2 separate regions of the Homo sapiens genome follow, and region 2 is linked to region 1. The links are chromatin contacts, found by Hi-C in ENCODE. All regions are on one chromosome and are shown on one strand. Each heading gives the region's core, a stretch centred on a gene start or an enhancer-like site at or near the end of the contact. The rest is flanking DNA. Distances are from core to core; before and after follow the strand shown.

Region 1 (3,243 bases), core at 585-3,084:
CTGAGGTTGGGAATTCAAGACCAACCTGACCAACATGGAGAAACCCCGTCTCTACTAAAAATACAAAATTAGCTGGGTGTGGTGGCACATGCCTGCAATACCAGCTACTTAGGAGGCTGAGGCAGGAGAATCACTTGAACCCAGGAGACGGAGGTTGCGATGAGCCGAGATCATGCCATTGCACTCCAGCCTGGGCAACAAGAGTGAAACTCCATCTCAAAAGAGAGAGAAAAGAAAGAAAGAAATAGTAGCCCAGCCCTGTTGTGTGATTAGAAACCAAGTCTCCTGATCATTGGCTTCAAATTCCGCCTGCACAACCCAAAACCTTCTGCTTTTGGATGCAGACTGACTAGGGTTGGAATGCTCAAGTGACTGCTGTGAACCTTGAGCAGCTCACTGTTCATCTTTGAAAATAGGGAGAATACAACTACTACCCCTCCCTGGGTTACGCTAATCACATAGCACAGGGCCTGGTACAAAACAGGCCCTCAAAAATGTCAGTTTCAGCCAGGCGTAGTGGCTCATGCCTATAATTCCAGCATGTTGAGAAGCCAAGGTGGCTTGAGCCCAGGAATTCGAGACCAGCCTAGACAACCTGGAGAAATCCCATCTCTACTAAAAGTAGAAAAATTAGCTGGGCATAGTGGCACAGGCCTGTAGTCCCAGCTACTTGGGAGGCTGAAGTGGGTGGATGGTTTGAGTCTGGGTGATCAAGGCTGCAGTAATCAGAGATCTTGCTACTGCACTCCAGACTGGGAAACAGAGCGAGACCCTGTCTCAAAAAAACAAAACAAAAAACAAACAAACAAAAACTGTCAGTTTCCTCTCTTTATGTTTAGTTTTAAACCCATCCAAAATTTGGAACATTAATATCATTTGTTGATCAGGTTGTCTTTCTTCTCATTTCATGTGATGTATCACGAATTCCGACTAAATTTAAAGCAATTCATTCTCGGCCATATCAAAGGATTTGTCACAACTTAGCGAGGTAGAAAATGTCAAGTTTAAAACATGTGGCAGGAAGATGTGACTTCATGGACACACACAATCAATGGTCCAAGTAGGTGAGTGTTTGTGGTTGTGGGGTGAGGGGTACTGGGAAGGGTTTTACTTTCAGTTCCCTGAATACCTGTTTCCCACTCACCACACTGAGAGGTCACCCTTAGAGTCACTCCTTTGCACCTGGAAGAATTGTGGATCTCCCTGGTTCCCTGTGAAAAAGTCTAAGTGTCCCCAGGCATAGAAAAAGCAGCTGTACAGCTTAGAGAACAGTATACTGGGACTAGACCACTGGAGAACGGCCTGGGAACAGATAGGGGAGGAGAAAGAGGGAGGAAAACAGAGAAGCACTGAAGGAGAAGGCACCAGGGACAAGGGACAATTCCCCCAGATCCACGGCTTTCTTCTGCTTGTTATAACCCATGAGAAGCAGAACATCCTCCCAAAGACACTGCATCATTGGCACACAGTATATGCTAGGTTGGCACTCTACTAATGCTTCACGGCATTTGCACATTTAATTATCACAACAATCCCATCAGGTTGTCACTATTATTCTTCCCATTTTACAGCTTAAGAAACTGAGACACAGAGAGGCTAAGTGTCATATCCAAGTCACAGGGCTGTGTGATAGAGCCTGGAAATGAGCCCAAGAAGCTTGACTCCAATGTCAAACTCTGCACCACCACATTAGAAACACACTCCCCACGCAGAAACACACACACACACACACACACACACACACACACACACACTGTGGGAGGACTCTCAGGGAACTCCTGCTTTCACAGACTGCTAGGTGCCAAGTTCTGCTTTTTAGAGCCAGTGAGATAAGGAGAACTTGCTCTATTTCATGTAAGAAAGCTTATCTGTTACTAACATAGTAGATTTATCCTCTGTCAATCCAGAAGAAAGAACTAGACCTGAAGGGTGGAGCTTGTAGGAAGAAGACAGTAGTTCAACATAAGCAGTATAAAAAGAAGGGCTGCTGTGATAGGTAATGAGCTACCAGTCAGTGGACGTGTTTTTGGTTTGGCAGCTGCAGTCTAGGAATGAGCAGATGGTCTACATCCTGGGGACGAGATTGGAAGAGATGAGAACCAAAGCCCCTCCCAGCCCAGGCAGTCAATCTGAACACACTTCTCCAGACCTGCTGTTGCAAAGCAGTGTGCCGAATCAACAGGAGATGCATGTTAAATAAAACCCGACCCAGCCTCTCAAAAGTTTACAGTGAGATTCTCAGGTTTTCCAATATCATCTTCATAGAGTTCCTGGAGGAATTTAAGAAAGTACAGTGAAGATTCATTCCTTTCATCTCCTAAGGGTAAGTCCGTTCTGACCTGCCCAATAACCCTTTCTCTTCTCTGTCTGCTTCCGGAGAGCACTGTGAGAAGTCAGTCTTCTTTAAAAAAAAAAAAAAAAAAAAGTAAGAAAGAAAAAAAGAAAGACACATATATGATATGTTCTACATCTTTGCCTCTGAAGAGGAAATGCTCTGTGTTACTGTAAATAATAATTTGCAGGTCAGTGAAGGTTGTTAAATGCCCCTGATACCTTTTCTCACTTCCCTCCAGACTCTCGTAATTACTATTGCTCTGAACCCAGCGGGCAAGATGCACATTTCTCTGTCCAGGAAATGACAGCAGCAGTGTGGTACCCTCTTCTCACTTCGGGGAAAGACTGTGTATCTGCATATTGAGCCTGTCCAGAGTCCGTGTCAGAGCCGGGTATGTGCCTGCCTGGAAATAGCTGCATGGAAATGCAGGAAGTGGTTGCCCAAAAGACCTGAGGCTGCAGGTCATAGCCCCTGGGTTCTAAAGCTGGCTCTACCACAAGCTGCGTGACCTCAGACAAGTCACAAAATCTTCTGGGACTCTGTTTCTTCATCCGTAAAGCCAAGAACACAGCACTTACCATGACTCATAAATACTAATATATAATGAGAACTCATTCTTTTATTCAATATCTCATTCAAACACATATGAATCATCACTAAGGACCAGGCACTGTTTTAGTCCCCGGGGGTGCAGTAGTAAACAAAACAGCGAAAGTCTCCCTCTCCCTGGAGTTCCACTGGGAGAAGCAGATAAATAAATGAATAAACAAAACATATGGGATTTCTAAGGGCTTTGGCAAAAAGCAAAGCCTAGAAGGGTTAGGAGGAGTGCTGAGGAAAAAAAAGGGGTGTCTCTAAGAGGGTGCCATTGAGATATAGGCTCAAAGGAGGTAAGAAGGTGAGCTGAG
Region 2 (3,533 bases), core at 154-2,653, 180 kb before region 1:
AAGGACATAGCACAAACAGGATTAATTAAAGAGAAGGCAAAGAAGACAAAGAGAATTCCACCAGATTCTGGTGCAAAACATTCAATAATTATTTTTTAAAGAACTGAAGGGTGGGAATGTCTGTTGGTGCAACCACTTTAGAAAACCTATGGCAGTGTTTACACAAGGAGAGCATTCTTATACACTACAACTCAGCAAGTCCACTCCTAAGTATACATCCAAGAGAAAAGTGTCTGTGAATCCAACCAAAAGATGTTTGATAGAGAGAATGTTCGTGACAGAGTAGTCATGATAGTCACCTGCACAAATGTCCATTGACAGAAGAATGAATAAGTAAGTGTGTCGGTGAAAATGGATGATACACAACTACACATAGCACAATGGATGAATCTCACAAACATAGTAATGAGCGAAAGAAGCCAGACACCAACATTCCAGGCAAAAAGATCCTATGCTGCTACAAGCCAGAATAATGGTTACCCTGGGACAGTGGAGACGGGAGAAAAGATGTGGAGAGGAGAGAGCAGGAGGAGCTTCTAGGGCTGTGGCTAACATTTTATTCTTCATCTGGCGCTCGTTACATGGGTGGGTTGGATTGTGAAAATTCATTGAGGCATACACCTAAGATATGTGCATCTTTTCTGTGTTTGCATCCTACTTCACTAAAACAACCAGAAGAGAACGGGAATGAAGTAAGATCAGAAAATAAAGGAAGAAATAGAAAGAAAATGAAAGAAGGGAGAAGAAAAATAAACAAACCCAGAAGGCTGAAAGGCATGGAAGCCGCACCTGACCGGGTTGACTCACCCCTCTGCCCCAGGAGCCACCCCTGCCCTGCCCTGCCCGTCCCCAGCACCCTACTCTCCTTTTGCTTAGCCCAAGGATGGCAAATGCCCCTTTTGGTGGGGGTTCTGAGCATCACTAAGACAGGAAGGGCTTTCCAAGTGGGTAAGGCTGGTAGTGGAGTAACTCGGAGGAGCTGACGCTTTATTAAAGAAACAGAAGACTTGAGAGCCATCTCCTCTCTTCCTTCCCCTTCCCCTTTCCCCTTCCTCTTCCCCTTCCCCTTTCCCCTTCCTCTTCCCCTTCCCCTTTCCCCTTCCTCTTCCCCTTCCCCTTTCCCCTTCCTCTTCCCCTTCCCCTTTCCCCTTCCTCTTCCCCTTCCCCTTCTCCTCGACTCTTTCTGCCTTCGCCTCATTATCCGCCCCCAGGACATCCTCTTGGCCTTGGTGGCTTTGCCAGGACCAGCTCTGTCTCCGCCTCCTGCCCTGCGGGGTCTTGGGGCGGGGGGCCGTGGCCCGGCCCAGGCCCGAGCTGCCGGGGTGTCCCCGCCGCGTCCCCGCCCGGCTGACCCCGCCCTGCAGCCGCCGGCTATTTTGGGCGCGTTGGCGGCGGCGGGATCGCTGACAGTCGCGGATCCTGTGACACCTCCGGGCAGCCCGGCACTTGTTGCTCCCACGACCTGTTGTCATTCCCTTAACCCGGCTTTCCCCGTGGCCCCCCGCCTCCTCCCGGCTTCGCTCCTTTTCATGTGAGCATCTGGGACACTGATCTCTCAGACCCCGCTGCTCGGGCTGGAGAATAGATGGTTTTGTGAAAAATTAAACACCGCCCTGAAGAGGAGCCCCGCTGGGCAGCGGCAGGAGCGCAGAGTGCTGGCCCAGGTGCTGCAGAGGTGGCGCCTCCCCGGCCCGGGACGGTAGCCCCGGGCGCCAACGGCATGACAGACTCGGCGACAGCTAACGGGGACGACAGGGACCCCGAGATCGAGCTCTTTGTGAAGGTAGGTCGGGGTCCAGTCTCCCGCCGCACCTGCCGCGCCTCCCGCCGGGCTCACCCACCAGGGCTCGGGGTGCGCTGGACTCCGGACCCTCCCAGGAGGGCGGCGCGGAGCCCTGTGCTCCCCCGTGGCCTTTCCGCAGGCCAGCGCCCCGCTGCGAGGCTCCTGGGCGGAATGGAGGAAGGCAGGTTCCGGCAGGTGGCCGTCTTCTCGGAGAGTTGATCCGCAGTTTGTCCACCCCCGTCCCCGCCTCCGCTGTCACCGCTGCGAGTCCGAGTCCAGAGCCCAGCCCGGACGCGATTCAGGCTGGTCCTGAAAGACGTCTCCAGGTGTCGGGATGCGGCAGAAACCTGGCTGGACCCGTGAACCTTTCCTTTAAAACGGGAGGAGGGGGAGGAATGGGAGAGAAACGTTATTGACACAATGATCTTTGGCAAAGCGAAAATGACATTTCTTAAAATTCTCTTTCTCTCTTTCGCTCAGAGATCCTAAAATAAAAGCCAAGGAGACAAAAGTGTTTTCTTGCTTGGTGACTTGCAAAGCAGAAAACAAGCACTCCATTCTCCGACGTTATTATTTTTGTCATAATCATGATTTTTCAAGGCAGTATCAAGGAAATGTTAGGCGTTTGGTAGTAGGGAGAGCCTCCCGTTCAACCTGATGCAGACAGGGATGAAGGAGCACAGTGCAAATTAAATGAAGTCACCTTGCTCCTTGGACAGAAACTGCCTAATGTCAGAGCTGCTGTACTTTATTTGCAACCTGTAGGAGGAAGGATGGAGGCGAGGCTGCGGCGGCGTTTCCCGGTCCGCCGGTGTAAGGAGAAAGAAACATTTGATCAGCCCTTGGTGCCGACGCTGCAGAAGTAGGGAAACCTGAGGCTGCGGGAGAGTAGCCTCCAGGGCTGAGCAGAAACAGTCGCCAGGACTTGGGGGAGGGGAAGTCGGGGACTGCCTGGGCGCCAAGACCTTTCACAAAGGGGGAAAACTCTCTCAGTGCAAAGTTTCCCTAGAAATATGCAGATCGCTGAGAAGGGAAGAGTCACTGGTGCCTGTCAGGGGCCTCCTGGCAGAATTTAAAAGGCATAAATATTCCCTGGAATTGGGAAAATGTTATTTTGCCCAAAAGATCCTTCTCTACAAGCTAATTAAATAGATGTTTGCAAAAAGTATGAGATCTACATAAACCTTGATAACAATCTGTGGTCTTTGGTACTTTCTGACTCTTAAAATGTGACTTACTTTACACTTGGTACGTGATCTGTCTCCGTTGTCCCAGCCTACCACAAAGGTTTGTTAAATTTCTTCTGCTGGGTTTTACATTCTTTGTGTTTATTTTTCAAGCTTACACCTGACATTTAGTGACACTTGCTTTCTTCAGCCTGTTCTCTTCCCACTGTGGCCCCTGTGTGCTCCTTTGGTTTCTGGGACTCCCCCCACCCCCACCCCAGGCTGGATTTCCAGGTCCTTTGGCAGACCCAGGTAATAAAGGAGGTCATTTCTCGTCTGATGCTGGGTAGTGTTGGACCTTAGGGCAGCAAGGGGGTGTTCTGAACCCCAGCATCCAGGCCTGGGCCCTAGGGGTGAATAGGGAGAGCTTTAACAAAGCGATGAGTCTTGCTGCTCTCCTTGAAGAAAGCGATTCTAGGACTTACTCAGATTCCTTGAGAGTGGTAGTTTCAAGGTGTCAAGTTTCTGAAAGATATTTGAAACACAAATAGGTTCTTTAGAACCAAAGGAGCCCTTTGCCCCAC

The links. A loop is a pair of places that touch in the nucleus more often than their neighbours do. Pooled maps may share reads with other maps.
Region 2: a loop to region 1 is called in a map with no recorded cell type, with 4 times the contacts of the local background. The contact joins the promoter of CLIC5 here to the enhancer-like site in region 1. A Hi-C loop is called at or near these places in 13 of 37 single-sample maps with no recorded cell type and 14 of 50 pooled maps.

What each region holds. Positions count from the first base shown.
Region 1 is chr6:45,830,127-45,833,369 of GRCh38, reverse strand. No RefSeq gene overlaps it. Among named protein-coding and RNA genes, the nearest start is that of CLIC5, 180 kb to the left of the region's middle. Within about 2 kb of position 1,834, at least 2 of the 41 ENCODE cell types and tissues checked have a DNase peak (open chromatin) inside an H3K27ac peak, as active enhancers do.
Region 2 is chr6:46,013,730-46,017,262 of GRCh38, reverse strand. CLIC5 (chloride intracellular channel 5) reads left to right here and starts at 1,403. Exons shown (of 6, transcript NM_016929.5): 1 at 1,403-1,783. The coding sequence starts at 1,721. RefSeq lists enhancers at 601-1,445, 1,446-2,290 and a silencer at 1,703-1,752.